Regions from separate parts of the Homo sapiens genome. Here region 1 is linked to region 2. A link is an interaction called in ENCODE POLR2A ChIA-PET data of the cell type or tissue named here. Cell type or tissue: MCF 10A. All regions are shown on one strand. Links, peaks and the distances in the headings refer to the core of each region. The heading gives the core; the rest is flanking DNA. Region 1 has its middle 81 kb from the start of LINC02351. Region 2 overlaps IGF1R (insulin like growth factor 1 receptor).

Region 1 (8,542 bases), core at 2,166-7,165, 170 kb before region 2:
GCATGATGCTTAATTTCCATGTATTTATACTATTTCTAATGTCCCTCTTGCTATTAATTTCCAGTTTTATTCCACTGTGGTCAGAAAAGATACTTGATATGATTTCAATTCTTTTAAATTTGTTTAGACTTTTTTTGTGGCCTAACATGTGGTCTATCCTGGAGAATGTTCCACGTGCTGATGAAAAGAATGTGTGTTCTGCAGCTGTTGGATGAAATATTCTATAAATGTCTGCTAAGTCTATTTGGTCTAAAGTGCAATTTAAATCTAATGTTTCTTTGTTGATTTTCTGTCTAAATGATCTGTCCAGTGCTGACAGTTTGGTGTTGAAGCACTCACCTATTATTGTATTATAGCATATATCTCCCTTTAGATCTAATAATATTTGCTTCATATATCTGGGTGTTCTGGTGTTGGATGAATATAGATTTATTATTGTTATATCCTATTGCTGAACTAACCTCTTTATCATTATATTATGACTTTCTTAATATCTTTTTACCATTTTTTAAAAGTCTATTTAATCTTCACATAGCTATTCCTGCTTGCTTTTTGTTTCTGTTTGCATGAAATATCTTTTTTCATCTCTTCAGTTTCAGTCTATATGTGTCTTTACAGGTAAAGTGAGTTTTTTGTGGGTACCATATAGTGGGGTCATGTTTTTTATCCATTAAGCCAGTCTATATCTTTTCCATGGAGAATTTAATCTGCTTACATTCAAGGTTATTATGGATAGGTGAGGACTTATTCCTGTCATTTTGTTAATTGTTTCCTGGTTGTTTTGTATGTAATTTGGTCCTTTCTTCCTCTCTTACTGTTTATAATTGTAGTTTGATGGCTTCCCATAGTGATAAGATTTTATTCTTTTGCCTTTCTCTTTTGTGAATCTGTTCTCCCAGTGAGTTTATTTTTGTGTGTTTTCATGATAGTGATTATCATATTTTTGCCTCCAGATATAGGACTCCTTGAGCCTGTTTTGTAACATCAATCTAGTGGTGACATTACAAAGTTTTTCTTGTCTGGGAAAGACTCACTTTTTGCTTGTCTGGAAAAGACTTTATTTCTCCCTTATTTCTGAAGTATTCTTGATGGCAATTTTTTTCTTTTGGCATTTTGAATACATTATTCCATTCTCTCCTGGCCTATAAGGTTTCTGTGGAGAAATCTGCTGTTAGCCTAATGAGAATTCCATCACATATGACTTGACGCTTTTCTCTTGCTGTTTTTGGAATTATCTCTTTGTCTTTGACTTTTGATAATCTGACTATAATATGCCTCAGGGAGGGACTTTTATGGCTGAATCTATTTGAGGATCTTTGTGCTTTCTAAATCTGGATGTCCATATCTCTCCTCAGACTTGGGAACTTTAGGTTTTCTATGCCTTTTCCCTTCTCTTTTCCCAGAATTCTCATAATACGAATATTTGCTTCCTTACTTATGTGTCATAAGTCTTGTAGGATTTCATCACTCTTTTTCCTTCTTATATCCTTTTTTTCCTCTGACTGAATAATTTCAAATGACTTATCTTCAAGTTCAGAGATTTCTTCTTCTGCTTGATCAAGGCTGCTGTTGAAGCTCTCTATCATATTTTTTATTTCATTCACTAAATTCTTCAGTGGTAATATTTATGTTTGGTCCTTTTTAATGATTCCTATCTCTGTTGAATTTCTCATTCATATTGTGAATTGTTTTCCTTATTTTGTTGAGTTATATTGTATTTTATTTTATCTTTTTTAGTTTCCTTAAGATCATTATTTTAAATTCCCTTTCTGGTAACTCATTACTTTCCGTTTCATTGGTGTCTGTTACTATAGAGTTATTGTGTTCCTTTGGTGATATCAAATTTCCTTGCTTTTTCACATGTCTTATGTTCCTATGTCAATGTCAGTATGCTTCTGATGGAAGAATCACCTCTTTCAAGCTTTCTAGAGTAGATTTTGTAGACAAAGACTTTCACTTGCAGTTGCATTTTAATGCACCAGTTGGGAAGGGTGTCGTGACTCTTTCCAGATAGGCACAATATTATAGCCTCCATGAAGGTTCTTTATTTGTGCACAACATCAGGAGTAACTGTGGGTGCCACAGTGGCCCAGGCTGTAGAAGTCTGTGGCGGCAGCAGCAGTGGAGTAGGTTGCTAATGTCCTCAGTGTCAAGGGATTTGGGGGTCCTCCTAGGCTCATCTTCCCTACAGTGTGGAGACTCAGCCAAGGGGATCCCTCCTGATGTCAGGTCTGACGTGACCTACAAGTAGCTTCAGTGGTGCTAGGTTCCAGATTCAGGTGCTTAAAGCAACTGTGGAGCCAACATCCTAGGCTCAGGGTCTCACGAACCTATTTTGGTACTCGGGTCTTGGGGTACAGGTTCACTTTCTGTGGCAGGGTTGGCTGAAGGTTGCCCACAAAGCCAGGATCTGTGAGTCTGAGGCATCTTCTAGCAGCTCTGGCCCACAAGGTTGCATTGTAGCTGTGATTCTACCCACAGGAGTTAGGGCACAGAACTGGCCCAACTCCAGGGAAGAAGAGGTGCTCTAAGGTTTGGGCCTGGGGAGCAAGGTACAGCTGCAATTTGGGAGCCTGAGCCAACCAACAGGGTTCAGTGGCAACTTGGGTCCCACAGGATAAGGCACCATGCAGTAGTGACTCTAGACACTGGGAGGGTGGGGCTCACCAGTATTCCAGACTTTATGAGACCAGGTGCGGGAGTAACAAGTACCCCAGAATGGTGGAACACAGCTGTCCTTTGGGCCCTGGGAGATTGGGGAGGCAAGGAGGCAGCAAAGCTGTAACTCCACTCCGCAAGGAGAAGGCTATCTCAGCAGCTCAGACTCTAGGAATCTAGTTCAGCTTCAGGAAAGCAGGATTCTGGAGTTATTTGGCCAGTAGAAAAGGGTGTCTGAGATCAGTCACTGCTCTGTTTCCCTGGGACATGGGATACTACATCAGCTCAGCCCTGGGATGTGGAGCTGCTCAGCTCAGCAAAAGCTCTAATTCTCCACAGGGCAATGTACCACTTCAGCTTAGGTCTGGGGGGTATGACTGTTCTGGGTGCCGAGGCACCGTTTCCCTGGGATGCAGGGCATCACCTCAGCTTAGGTATAGGATGTGTGACCACTCTGGATAACAAAGATATCATTTCCTGATGTAGGGTGCTGCTTCAAATTAGGCACTTGTAGGCATGGCTGCTCTGGGCAGCCAAGGTACTATTTTCCCAGGAAGCAGGGTACTGCTCAAGCTCCAGCCCAAGGAGGTAGAGCTGGTGGTAGGTGGAGCCACTTCACCTCTCCTTGGCCCCATGGGGATGGGTGTAACACCTGCTGGCAACTTCGCTTGGGGATATCAGGCCATCAGGCTGGGGTGGTTCTGTGGCAGCTTAACCTCAGAGATGAAGGGAAGCTGTGGCCACTCAACCCCAGAGCCAGACATACCCAAGCCATCTTTCCAATTCCAAAATAAGAGAATGCAGTAGCCATGCAAGGCATAGGGGCAGGGCACAATATTGGCTCCTACCCTGGCAGGAGCATAGCTGTGTAGACTCCAGGCAGACCCTTCAGTGGGGCTTAGTGCCTGTGAGGGCTGCAGGAGACCCCAGCAGTGATGTCTGTAGGTGTGATGCGGTGAGGTCCAAGGTGGTAATGGGGTTTTCTGGGATCCCCTTGCTTACTTCCCCACCATAGGAAAAAGCTCCTCCTGGTTCCCAGATTATCCCAGTTGGGAGATGAAGTGGCGGAGGCCCATTGTTCCATTCTCTATGTGGCCATCCCGAGTTTCTGTGCTCACCAGGGTTTCTCTTAAACCTCTGATACACTTTGGCACTCTCTCTCTCAGTTATTTTCATTAACAGGTGGTTGTTTGTTGTTCTGGCTGTCTTTGTAGGGGGTCAAGCACTAGGGGCTTTTAGTCAGCTATCTTGCTGACATCACACCAAGTTCTCCAGTATCTCATTGACTGGTTACTATAGCTAATTCCATTTTCCAGGTGAGGCTCAGAAGGTTAAGAAACCTGCTCAAGGGCTGGGCATGGTGGCTCACGCCTGTAATCCCAGCACTCTGGGAGGCCGAGGCAGGCGGATCACTTGAGGTCAGGAGTTTGAAACCAGCCTGACCAACATGGTGAAACCCCATCTCTACTAACAATACAAAAATTAGCCAGGCATGGTGGCGAGCGCCTGTAATTCCAGCTACTCGGGTGGCTGAGGCATGAGAATCACTTGAACCTGGGAGGCGGAGGTTACAGTGAGCCGAGACTGTGCCACTGCACTCCAGCCTGGGCAACAGAGCAAGACTCCACCTCAAAAAAAAAAAAAAAGAAAAGAAAAGAAAAAGAAACCTGTCCAAGGTTGTGTACCTAGAAATAGCAGCACTGGAATTGGATGTGAACCCGGGTGGGTCTCACTGACTCCAAAGCCCCTGTTCTAAGCAGTATGCCCCAAATGAAGAATGGACAAAAGACAAGAGGGCAGAGCTGGGCCAGACCCAGGCAGAGGCCAGCAGAAAGAGAAAGGAAAGGGCTAGATGAGGAGAGGACAAACCAAGGCACTGTGCTGAGAAAGGAGAGGCCAGCCAGGGAAGACCTTAACAGGGTGAATGCCTCATGCCTGTGTAATACTATAATGGTGGATACATGTCATTATTCATTTGCCCAAACCTGTAGAACATACAATACCAAGAGTGAACCCTAATGTAAACGATGAGCTCTGGGTGATAATGATGTGGCAATGTAGGTTCATCAATTGCAACAAATGTCCCAGTCTGATGGGAGATGCTGACCACAGGGGAGGCTCTGCACGTGTCGGGGAAGGGGGCATATAGGAAATCTCTGTACCTTCTTGAGCCTGAAACTGTGAAACCTAAAGCTGTGACCCTGAAACGGGTCTAAAAAGATAAAGTCTTAAAAGGGAAAAAAGAAAAAAAAGGTTCACACTGACTGAGGGTGGAGACTGGATTAGGATGGGGGTGAGGATGGAGGGAGAGAAAACAATGGGAAGCCGTGGGGATGCAGCCAGGAGAGGAGAGACGGGCTGCAGCAATCATGCTGACTGGGACGGAGGTACTGGGGAAGAGATACAGGCTGGGAGTAGACTCGTCTGCAGCAGAAAGAAGGCGGTAGCAGCCAGGCACGGTGGCTCACGCCTGTAATGCCAGCACTTTGGGAGGCAGGGGCGGGTGGATCACCTGAGGTCAGGAGTTCAAGACCAGCCTGGCCAACATGGAGAAACCCCATCTCTACTAAAAATACAAAATTAGCCAGGCGTGGTGGCGCATGCCTGTAATCCCAGCTACTTGGGAAGGCTGAGACAGGAGAATCGCTTGAACCCAGGAGGCAGAGGTTGTGGTGAGCCGAGATCGCACCACTGCACTCCAGCCTGGGCAACAAGAGCAAAACTCCATCTCAAAAAAAAAAAAAAAGAAGAAGGTAGCAGTGAGGGCAGCCAGCCCTCAAGCTTCAGCAGAAGGTTGCAGGTGCCTTAACTAGGAGGAAGCAAAGAGGAGGAAGAGGAGGAAAGTGCGGGCTGCAGTTTCCAAATGCCTGATAGAGATGGCAAAGTGAGCCTGGCCAGCAGGCAGCTGGATACATAGCCGGGAGCTGAGAAGAGAGAGAGAAGAAGGATCCATGTCCCATGCCATCACAGACACCAAGGAGGGACCCATTCCACTCGCACACATATTATCTCCTCAAACTACCTGCAAATTGGTCATGTCTGACCCCTGGTCTGGAAGGGGCTTCAAGTGCCCCTTCCTGCCCCTTTTTGCTCCCCCATCCATTACTCTCCTGGAGTCTAAGTCGCCACTGCCCCGTTACAAATCCAAGAAATATGTAGTTCCATAAAAAAAGAACACAGTTAAACCAAAGTGACAGGCCATCTTCTCAAAAGCAAAACACACGTAGGAAAAAAAAATGCTGAAAAGTTCTGGCAGAGGACAGCACATAAACACATTCCAAGGCATTGCACGACTTTTGTGCAACATTGAACTGGCCAATAATATAAGGGGAGGGGAAAATACGCGAGTCGACACAGCAACTGTCACATCGCATTACTCAGGCTACCACTTCCATACAGATGTCTTCCTTAAAGACAAACACTTCCCCAGATGCCCCATGAACTTCAGCGCCTCTTTGCCACAGAGAAGGAAACATCTGGTTTGCAGTAGATTTGCATCAGCCTCCCTCTGTTTCTCAGGCCTTTCTTGCCTTAAGCAATTTTGTTTTCATGAGTCTAGATTTTAACCAGAGGAAGATGGAGCGAGGTGGGGTGCCTGGATCCAGAGGTACAGCTGAACTGCAAGGTTTTGGGGACAAAAAGAAACCCACGCTAAAGCTGTACATCTAGGAAAGGAGTCTTAAAATCACCAGCCGGACCAAGGCAGGCTTGGCACGTTTCTCGGGTTTGGGGGAAGCAAAAAGAGATGCAGACAGCTCCCCAAATGCGGTGGTAAAACCTTCAAGGTGCCTCCCAGAAGCAACCCACCCCCACCACACCAAGCCCAAGGCTCCGTCCTTGACACTCGAAATATTTTCCATGGAGCGTCCCTGTCTTCCAAATACCATTAGTCCCTTGGTAAGAAAGTGGGATGCTGTTTTCCCCTATATTTAAATCCAGCTCACAGTAAGTGCCATAAAGAGGGAAATCCCAAACTCTAGCCAACATGCACTTCCAAAACATTTCGCTGTCCTTGTGAGTAGCCAGCCCTTCAACTGGCACCTTTTAGGGCCCAACGAAAACAAATCTCTCTGTTCCTAGCACGGGGCTCCTTTAGGTTGTATGAGAAGTGGCTTGGGTCACTACTCAACCTGGGGGCCACCTAACACTGGCCAAACATCCGTGGCCACATGGGCACCTCAGCTGCCCAGAGACGCAGGTATTTAAATAAAGCCTGAGTTTCTGGCCAGAGCTCTTTTCCCTCAAACTGTCAAACCTACTTCAGCAGGGTTCTGCCAATGTGGAGGGTGGGATTTGACCTGCCTCGGACTGACGTTTCCCTTTGCATGATCCAGAAAGAAAGCACAGACTAAAATATAAAGACGCTATGTCCACATGCTCATGGCAGGCATATTTACAGGGTGCCTCCTAACCAGGTGGTCCCTGAAGCAGGCTCCGGGAAATCTCCACTCTGCATCCTTCGTGTTCATGAGTCTGCGGGGCCATCACACTTCAAAGCCAGAAAAATTGCAATCACCGCTCCACACGCCAAAACCCAGACTTCACTAGGTCAGCGAGCCTCTCCCCATCTCCCACCACCCCAGTTGTTTTTCATTCTTTTCACTAGATATACACAAACTGCCCTCATCCTGCTAGTCAGCACTGCACTGCACCCATCCATCCCACCAGAGGGCCCAGCCCCTCCCTTCAAGGCCCACCAGCAGAGACCAGGAGCTGCTCTAGCTGGGCCCCCTTCTAGGAGTCCCAAATTCACAATCCCCACCCGCTTCCAGCCCTCCATCCCTGACCCATCCCCAAAATCTGGGCAGCCTGCACAGCAGAGAGGAGCAGCTCAGACAGGACCTCCTGGCCCCAAAGAAGTTCCCTGAGGTTCCCTCCCAACCACCACCTGCCCCCGGCACAGCCCAGAGAGGGTCTGGCCACAGCCCCACCATGTCGCAATCTCCCGGCCCAGGACAGCCATGCGGAAGGCAGGCTACACCAAGGCTCTGGTTTCAGCTGAATGTTTGCCTTGGCCCCTGCTGTCCCTGTAGGCTATAACGGGCATGCTTTTCCAGGAAAAAATCATCATTTTTTGATTCTCTGCTTGTTTTTCTCCGGGTGCACATGCTGTGCAATCACCAAAAACTGTAAATCAATTAGCAGCCATTTGAAGGGTTAGTGCTATGCTTGGTCACAAAACGTCCTGGGAGTTGGCTGGAGGGATAGATGTTCTAATCAGGGAAGGCAACAACTGCAAACACTATTGCTTCAGCCTTCCTTCTCCCTCAGTGTCTTGATTTCTGTTTCTTAGCCCAGCTGCCTCCCCATCCCACATCTCCCCCATGGAGAGACCTAACTAATATTTACAAACACCCTCTGGGGATGCTGGCAACCCAACAGAGCCCAGAAGATCTAAGTGGCAGGACCCCTCCCTTCAGAGAGGTTATAATCTACCAAAGAAGGTCAACCACAGGCAATGACCAGGGCTAGGAATAGCAACAGGTGATAACTGCAAGGTGCTATGCCCCACAACGCAGACACGCCTACGGCACAGGTTCCCACCCAGGTGGAGGATCCAGGCCCAGACTCCTCCTCCCGCTGCCGAATCTTACTTCCCCCTGCTTTTGCTATTCCCCAGACCCTTCAGATGGGAGCTCAGGTTGACCTTGCCCTGTGCTTTTTCTCCTAGATAACCGAGCATGGCTGGTACCACCACCTAGCCACGCTGAAACCTTCCTCACCATTGCTTTCAATCCACTCCATGTGTCTCCAACCTGTGCCCCCTGCCAGGCAAGCCCCCAGCATCTCTGCCGAGGTTGCCAGCAGCCTCCCCAAGATTCACTGGCATGTCCTTCCTTCCAATCATGGGCAGGGCATTTTGCCAAGGACTGAAGATACAGAG
Region 2 (8,542 bases), core at 1,732-6,731:
TGAAGCATCCTCCTCCAGTAAGTGGGTCATTTGGATTCCAAGGCCCTTTTGAGGCCATGGTGATGGATCATTTGCGTTATCAATGTGAACTGTGGATGTCCCTTCGCCCTTCAGTCTCTTCCTTCTTCAAGGAGGGGGAGGTAATTGGGGGTCATGTGGCCTGGGGAAGAGCCTGGTCACGAGCATGAGGGATGTGAGTGGGACTATGTTTCCAGCCAAAATTTAGGGCACAGGATCTGAAAAACACTTAGATTAAGTATCTGCAACACAAATTAGGGTATTTTAAATTGAATGTGGAGAACCCTGAGAACCTGTGCCCTTTGTGCGTGGATGGCTGCTTGCAAGGATGAGCATCCCCAGCTGGAGCGGCCCATGGCTGCCAGAACAGGAGAAGGCTTCAGTCAGGTGGGAAGCCAGCTGCAGTGTGTTGCCTGATGCAGGATGGTGCGAGAAGGAGCTGCTCTCTTGCTCTGCTCCCTGGATCGCACAAGGTCTTCCTGAGACCAGAATTCAAGGTTAGTCCTGTTTAGGCAACTTGGTAGATGGACTTGAATGGTCTTGCTAAGCGAATATTGCCTATGGTGGTATTTGCAAGGAAAACAAAAGTGTTTTGAGCCCAGACTAACCAATTTAACAATGCTAGTAGGTAAGGATACTACTGTTTGCTTTCTGTGATGAGAGGTCTCTTAGGAGGAGGGGTTAATTCTTTTGATTTAAAACTTACTACTTGAGGCAAATAGGCACATGAAAAGATGTTGAAAGTCACTAGTCATTGGTGAAATGTAAGTCAGACCCACAATTGGTACTTCATACTCATTAGTATGGCTATTACCAAAAACACCAGATGATAGCAAGCATAGGCCAGGATGTGGAGATGTTGGAACCCTTGTGCCTTACTGGTGAGACTGTTAAAATGGCACAGCCTTTTTTTTTTTTAACAGGAAGATGATATGGTGCTTCCTCAATAAATTCATCATAGAATTGCCATATGATCCAGCAATTCCACTTTGGGGTATATGCCCAAAAAGAAGTGAAAGCAGGGGCTCGAACAGATATTTGTACACCCATGTTCATGGCAGCAAATAATTCAAAATAGCCAAAAAGTGAAAGCAACTCAAGGGTCCATCCATAGACGGGTGGATAAACAAAATGTGGTCTATCCATACAATGGAATATCATTGAGCCTTAAAAAGGAAGGAAATTCTATGATGTGCTACAATGTCTGTGAACCTTGAAGACACTCTGCGAAGTGAAAGAAGCCAGTCATGAAAGGACAAACAGTGCATAATTGTTACCCTTACGTGAGCTATGTAGAGTAGTCACATTCATAGAGACGGAAAGTAGAATGGTGAGGGGCGGTGAATAGAGGCTGGGGGGAGGGAGCAATGAGGAATTGGTGTTTAATGGGTACAGAGTTTCAGTTTGGGAACATGTAAAAGTTCTAGAGGTGGATGGTTACGGTGGTTGAGCAACATTGTGAATCAGTGTCAGTGAACTATACACTTAACAAGGGTTAAAATGTTAAATTCTTTGTTGTGTATATTTTACCACAATTTTAAAAAGCTTATTTCTCAATTGTTTATGCGAGTATATGTGTGGAATAGTTGGGGAGACAAATTCAAGGAGACCAGTCCTTGTCCATGGCGGTCCTAGGTACCACGGGATCACTGCGGGGGAACTGTGAGGTCAGGAGAGGCCTTGAAAAAAAACGCAGGTTTGAGCTGAGTCAGATGGAATGGGTCTGTTTTCTATATCAAGAGACAGTATTGCAGATAATTTTTTTCTTTCAAGGAAAGCAAGTCAGGAGTCAAACTCATGCCACCGTAGTCACAAATGAAATTTATTGCTAATCAGCCATGTGACGTGTAATTGCTTTTTCATTTTCTTATTTTTCCAGAAGAGAGATTTGTTTAGATGTTTGATTCCCTCACTGATTATGATTATACTGGAAGTTTTTCATTTGTTTTGACAGCTCAATTTTTTTTTTATTGTAAATGGACTGCCTCATTACAGAGGGGGGAGCCCTTGAAAGAAAGGGATTGACCTCTGCAGGCAAGAATCTGAGCATCCTAAAAGTAGAAAAGGGCTAGAGGCTTCGCCTTACAGGCCAGGAAGCTTGGAGGGACGCGCTGCTAGAGACCATGGCACGCATGCTGTGTGTCGAAGGCCAGGTCCGCCTGTCTGCCTCTCCAGCAGATACTCTCTGGGGCTATTTTTTTCTGCTTGGTTGTCATCCTTTGGTTTAACCAGGCGCCAGGGCTCAGGCCTGGACCTGCTGGATTCCAAAGAAGACTTCGAGGTGGCCGAGCTTGTCTGGCTTCCAGAGGAGCTTTCTCTGTCCCGCCCGGGGGAGTGGCTCACCTTGGTCTGAGACCAATGGGAGGAAGCCTGCTGCGGGCAACTGGTCTGTGCCTGGAAGTTGGACTTGCATTTTCTCTGGACCTCCAAAGCAAACCCGAATGACCACTCTCATCCTCCCCTTTTGCTTGTTTGTGTATGTGCTTGTTTTGCCTGGTCGTCAGGCAGGAGGTGGTGTCAGATGATGAGAGGTGTTGCTCGTCCCTGGGTTGGTTCTCTTACGGGGCTGTATGGATGTCTTAGCTCAGACTGCTGTGACAGGTTACTATAGACTGAGGGCTAAAACCACAGACTTATGTTTCTCACAGTTCTGGAGGCTGGAAGTCTGAGATCAAGGTGCCGACCAAATTTGGTTTCTGTTAAGGGTCCATTTCTTGGCTTGCAGATGACAAATGTCATGTGTCCTCACAGGGTGGAGAGAGCAAGGGGCTCTGGTCTCTTCCTCTTTATGTAAGGGCATTGTTGCCATTATGGGGGCTCTACCCTCAGGACCTCATCTAAACCTGATTACCTCCCTAAGGCCCCACCTTCAGATACCACTGAAGGTATCTGGGGGTTGGGGCTTCAGTATATGAATTGGAGGGGACACAGTCATGCAGTTCAGAACAGTGGAGCAGTGTGCCATAGTGAAGGGATCTCCAGACCAGGATTCTCTATGGAAGTTCTTGGCCAGGTCTGAGAGTTGGTTACAGATCATTAAAATTTACATGGAATCCAGTACTTGAAAGTACATGTCTTCAGGATGGCGCTGAGCACATTCGCCTCTGTAACCAAATGCCTGAAATGTGTAGTGCACCTTCTGAGCACCCCAGTGCTTTCCTTAAAGTGAATGCAGTTTGAGAGGAACTCAATTATTGAGAAATTTTATATGACCCCATTTCTCTCATTTTAGGACAGATAAGTTGCTTATTTTAAACTCTGCAGGAGCTACATAGAGGAAGTTATACTCCAGGAGAGCTTAAATTTCACTCTCTGAAAACTCTGTTCCATGTAAGTACATTCCTCCTCTCTCCCCTCCTCAGTGAGCACGTACCCATCAGATGTGTGGAATTCTATTAAAAGCAGCTCCTCGTGACCCTCCAGGGTCTGTTTTGTAAAGCTGACACCAGCATCAGTGAGTTGGAAGGGGCTGCCACAGAAGACAGACTTACTGCTGCAGCCCGCTTCAGAGCCCTCAGTAGTACTTTTTCCTCTCCCAGCAAATCCAGGAGGCTGGGAAGGTGATTGTTAATTGTTTATGAGCATTAACTGTTTACCAGTCATACTTACTATTTTAAATCTGACCCTGCCATTATGTTGTTTTGTTTCTGTTCACAGCTGAGCTTTAAGCTGGGTAGAATTTCGTGATGAGTCACTCCTATGACTGTAAAATCAGTATCGATCAAGCCTTCCTGTTCATCCTGTGAGCAGTTTAGAGACAGATGAGACAGGCTTATGGTTTCCACTGGCTCGGCTCCGTGCGTGTGCGGATTGGGCTTCCTGAGAGCCTGGTTAGCCCCTTTTATCTGCTCTCTGAAACCTGCGCAAGGGTGTTTAGCATGCACCTTGAAACCTCTGCTGCCTGAAGACAGTGTGCTTAAATGAAGGGTATACAAACCCATGTGAGGTTTTCTCTTCCCTTTTCCATGAACTCCACCCCAATTACCTGTTTGAATTTTGCATGCCAGTTATTTTCAGGGAACTAGTGACCCTTTTCTTGCCACCCTGGGCTTTGAATTGAAGGCCAGTGTGCCACCTTTTCTTTGGCTTTGTTAGAACGTTGCCCTCAGGGTCATATGTGCTGGCTGCTATGAATTCTTACTGCTTGATGGACAGAGAAAGGTGAGGGTTAGATATCTGGACAGGGCATGACAGGGCGGGTCATCGAGTAGGAACATTGGGACCTTTTGCTTCCAGGCTTGAGCAGTGGGTGAGAAACACTGTCTTCCCATTAGGGCAGTGGGTGAAACACTGACTTCCCTCCATCCTCTGGGCAGCCTTGTCAGGTGGGTGTGGAAGCTGAGGTGTGTCTGCCCCAGGCTGTGCAGTCAGCCCCGTGTTCTAGCTTCCCGTGCCGAACCTGGCCCTGGAGGCTGTCTGCCTGGCAAGGGGGCTGCACAAAGCTCGGAGGGGCATTTCTGGTGCTTGGTAGATGGTAGGCCTGCCCCCAGTGCACTGATAAGAGCATGGGCTGAGAGTGCCACTTGGATTCGGCTACAGTGGGCGGCAGAGTGGGGGTGACTGGTGTTGCTTTTACTCTAGAGCAGAGGAGGCAGATGAGGTAGATCGGGGCCCCAGGGATGCTGAGCTGAGCTGGGTAGAGAGAATTTGGTTTTGTAGGATTTGGAGACAGAGACAAATTTGGAGTGTTTGGATGTTCGGGGACCTGCAGGAGGTATGTGAGGTGTGTAAAATGCAGCCCCTGTTTTAAAAAGAGCTTACATTGTCTCTTGAGAAGATAAGGTGTGCCCAGCTGTGGAATGGAACCAGATGCTTTTATGAGTGAGGATGGAGTGAGCACACTGGGAAAGAGCCCTGGAATTGGAGGAAGAGATCATTTTGCCCAGAGGGATCTTGGAGGTCTCCTGGAGGAGGGTACTTAGATGATCAGAAGGATTATACTAGACTTGATGGGGTGGTCTTGGCATCAGAACTTTAAAAATGTATTTTGGGGCTGGAAGCAAGGCTGGAGAGGAAGGTTTGTTTAAGTTGTAGTGGGGGATGAGGCTGGGGGCAAATCAGGGATGGTTTTCCAGGTCTGTAAAGGCTGGGGTAAGAGGAATGGTTGGTTCTTAAGAGCAAAAAAAATCCCTTACATATTGGTTCTCTTATTTGTGCTAAGTTAAATACATGGGAGGCTACTGGTGTTTATGAAATAACCCTGAGCCTTTTTGGGGAGGTAGTAGTGGATGTCTGATGGAAGAGATAGAAGACTGGTCCCAGGGGTTCTTAGTGGCACCTTCCTCTCAGGTCATCACTGTGCTTTTGCACATTGCAGTTATATTTGACTACATTTGATTATGGCAGATTTACTTAGAAGGGCACTGGAAAAAAGCCTCCCAAATTACAACTGACACAGGAAATGACTTTATTTTCTTCTATTTTTTTTCTTTGCTTTTCTCCCCCAATCAACATACATTTTTAAACCTGTCATCTCACATGACCTGCCGGTAGAATTGATATGTTTAATTTCTGTAGAAAATAACTGGAAATATTTCACAAGCTCCAGTAGCTTCCTGTTGTAGGGACCCTTAGGACTTTGGAATGAGAAGTTTTCTATTGAGTTGTCATATTTGGAAGGATAAAGGTGCCCTCTTTTCCCTCGATCCACATAGTAGACTCCTGTGTGCGGGCATTTGTTTGGTGTCTCACGTTGATGCAAATGCAGCCATTGCAGAGTGAGCCCCGCTCTGTTACTGGATCTCCATTTGCTCAAAAGAGAGCAGTGTCCCCCTCCAAATCTGCATGTCTGAAAGCATTCATGCAGGTTCATTGCATGGGTCTTTGCATTTTACTTAGACTTAGCAAAAATCAGGTATAGTCTTTCCTGAAAACAAAAGTGACCATTGTTTTTAATCAACTGCAGGGTGTTTGGAGTTGTGAAATATTTAGGGTCCCGAGTCCATTCCAGATTCAACATTGGGAAAGAATGAGAAAGCTGAAGCCTGGGGCAGGCTCTGTCTGCAGAAACCATGGGCTATCACCCCCTCTCCTTAGCAGCATTGTAAACAAACGTCATTTGTAAGGAGCATGTCCCAACTGAGCTTGTAATTATAGGGGCAAGATTTGTGTGGTGGTAGGGGCATGGAGCTGGAGACTGGGGGCTTCCTTATTGGTTCATTTATCCTGGCCCTTCTCTTTTCTCTCAAGTCTCAGCTCTTTTAAGATTCAGAAAATAATGCAAAATGCCTAAGATTTCTGAAATTCCTGGCTTCAGAGACTTGACTACATAAAAGAGCCAGGATTTTCAGGCTGGCCATTTCAGGATCAGCCATTTCCCACTTCCTGATTCATAGCTTCCAGGATTTGTAATGCCTGTAGACTTTTTTCTCTTTTGCTTAAAAGTGGCCATTGAAAGAAAAAATAAATAGCAAAATCCCCATCCCAGAAGTTCTACTTCCTGTTGTTGTACTATTGAGCTCTGAAAAACAGCTTTGTAAGTTTAGGCTCTTGTTTGGACTATTTCAGTGGAATTCTTGAGATCTTTTTGTTTGGACAGGCAAGTATGAAGGCGATAAGTCGAAAGAACTACAGCTTACTCAGCACAGAAATGCAGAGGCTCAAATTTAAGTTCTTCCTTAGCTTTATGGTGTGTATATTAATATAATCCAAGCAATAGTGAGTTGCTTAGCCAGGGTGCACAGACATTTTCCACAATGCCAGTTGTTTCCCTCATAATGTTTAATGTTTATTTTTAAAGGACATATTTGGGCACACGTTTCATTTTTGCCTGTAAAAGAATTGGGAATATTTATGATTCTTGCAACAAAGGAGAAGGATCCAAAGTAACCAAGAAAATGATGGACTGGCAGCCTTCACATTTTCCCACAACTCTTTTCATGAAATAAAATGTAGATAAGGCTGGGTGCCATGGCTCACGCCTGTAATCCCAGCACTTTGGGAGGCCGAGGCGGGCGGATCACCTGTGGTCGGGAGTTTGAGACCAGCCTGGCGAGCACGGCGAAACCCCGTCTCTACGAAAAATACAATACAAAAATTAGCCGCGTGTGGTGGTGTGCGCCTGTAGTCCCAGCTACTCGGGAGGCTGAGGTGGGAGAATCACTTGAACCTGGGAGGCAGAGGTTGCAGCGAGACAAGATGGCGCCATTGCACTCCAGCCTGAGTGACAGAGCAAGACTCCATCTCAAAAAAAAAAAAAAAAAAAAAGTGTAGGTTAGCAAAAGTGCCTACAGTTCAAATGCTTCCATGCTAAACGTTGTATTTCTTCCGGTCTCATTTGTGATGAGAGTCATAAGATTTTGAGAAATACAAAAACCTTTCCAGCTTTATAGGATGATAATGGCTTGGCCACTCAAGTAGTTCTGATTGGGTTAACTAATTTTGGTCCAGTAATCATTTCATTTGGGGTGAATGGATTTTTCCCCCCTAAATACGGGTACCTGGAAAGTTGAAGCAGTGAATCTGGTGAAACTTAATCAGTGATTTCGTAAGGGTTAACAAATGTTTCTGGGTGGGATTCCTAATGTCCAGCTTCCTCTGTGTAGCTCAGTAAGTCTTCTTTGGAGACACTAGCCTGCATTGTAAGACTGTCACATGGGAGCATCTTTTTATTTTATTTTACTTTTTTTTAAAAAAATGAGGTCTTTATTATCCTGGCTGGAGTGCAGTGGTGTGATCATGGCTCACTGTAACCTTGAACTCCTGGGCTCAAGTGATCCTCTTGCCTCAACCTCCCAAGTAGTTGGGCTGATAGACATGAGCTACTGTGCCACGTAGCATTCTTGGGGATTATTGTAGGGTCCTTTTGGACCACACATGGTTTTATACTCTGTAGCTGATTGATGTACTGGCATGTCAGTGACATTGTGTGTATCATTACACTATTTGGTTAATTGATGTACTGGTGGAATAGCCATCTTCTGGAGGCTCTTGTTTGCATACTTCTCTTAGTGGCGGACTAGCGGTTGTACAGTAAATAGATGATCATTCTCGCTCTGTTTTACCTTTCCTCAGCTGCTCTTCTAGTAGGAAAATAACAGCCCTCTTAGCTGTAGTCTTCTGGAGGCTCTCTCAATAATAGAAGTGGAAAGAAAAGACTCAAATCCCTGGGCAGTGACTTTTTAGTTGTTTCATTTGCTTTTAAGGCAGAAACACCTTTAACTCTTAGTAGCCTTACAGATCATTTTTGAAAACACCTGTGCTTGCCTTGAATGGGGCGGTGACCACTGGATCCCCCCATGCTGGGTACATGTTTTGCAGTCACAGACACTGCTGGCCTCACCTTTGGTGGTGAAGGAATGTTTCCAATTTCTGCTGATGGTGTAGTGCTCTTGGGAGCTGGGTGCTCTGAATGAGCAGATGGGCATCTGCTTTTTTAAGCGTGCTGTTCATTCTGCAAAATAGTTATTGTGCAAATACCTGATAAGCACCAGGTCTGTGCCAGGCGCTGTATTTTGTATTTTGCATGTCTGAGGCCAGCATCTTTTTCCCTGTTCCTTTTTCTCCTCATCCAGTGAACTTTCCA

The links. ChIA-PET counts read pairs that join two places held together with the same protein. Peaks named below come from ENCODE experiments on the same cell type or tissue, not always from the same donor. Only the 100,000 strongest peaks of a DNase experiment are listed, where the experiment ranks them.
Region 1: POLR2A ChIA-PET joins it to region 2 with 5 read pairs; 4 of 35 experiments call an interaction of 5 or more read pairs at or near these places.

Annotation. Positions count from the first base shown.
Region 1 is chr15:98,498,122-98,506,663 of GRCh38, forward strand. It overlaps the pseudogene FAM169BP. Among named protein-coding and RNA genes, the nearest start is that of LINC02351, 81 kb to the left of the region's middle. In MCF 10A, for the core only: no CTCF peak of the experiment used is centred there; no DNase peak of the experiment used is centred there.
Region 2 is chr15:98,665,367-98,673,908 of GRCh38, forward strand. The region is part of intron 1 of IGF1R (insulin like growth factor 1 receptor); the gene reads left to right. Among named protein-coding and RNA genes, the nearest start is that of IRAIN, 19 kb to the left of the region's middle. RefSeq lists enhancers at 3,066-4,265, 3,916-4,641, 5,370-6,095. In MCF 10A, for the core only: no CTCF peak of the experiment used is centred there; a DNase peak (open chromatin) is centred at 3,725.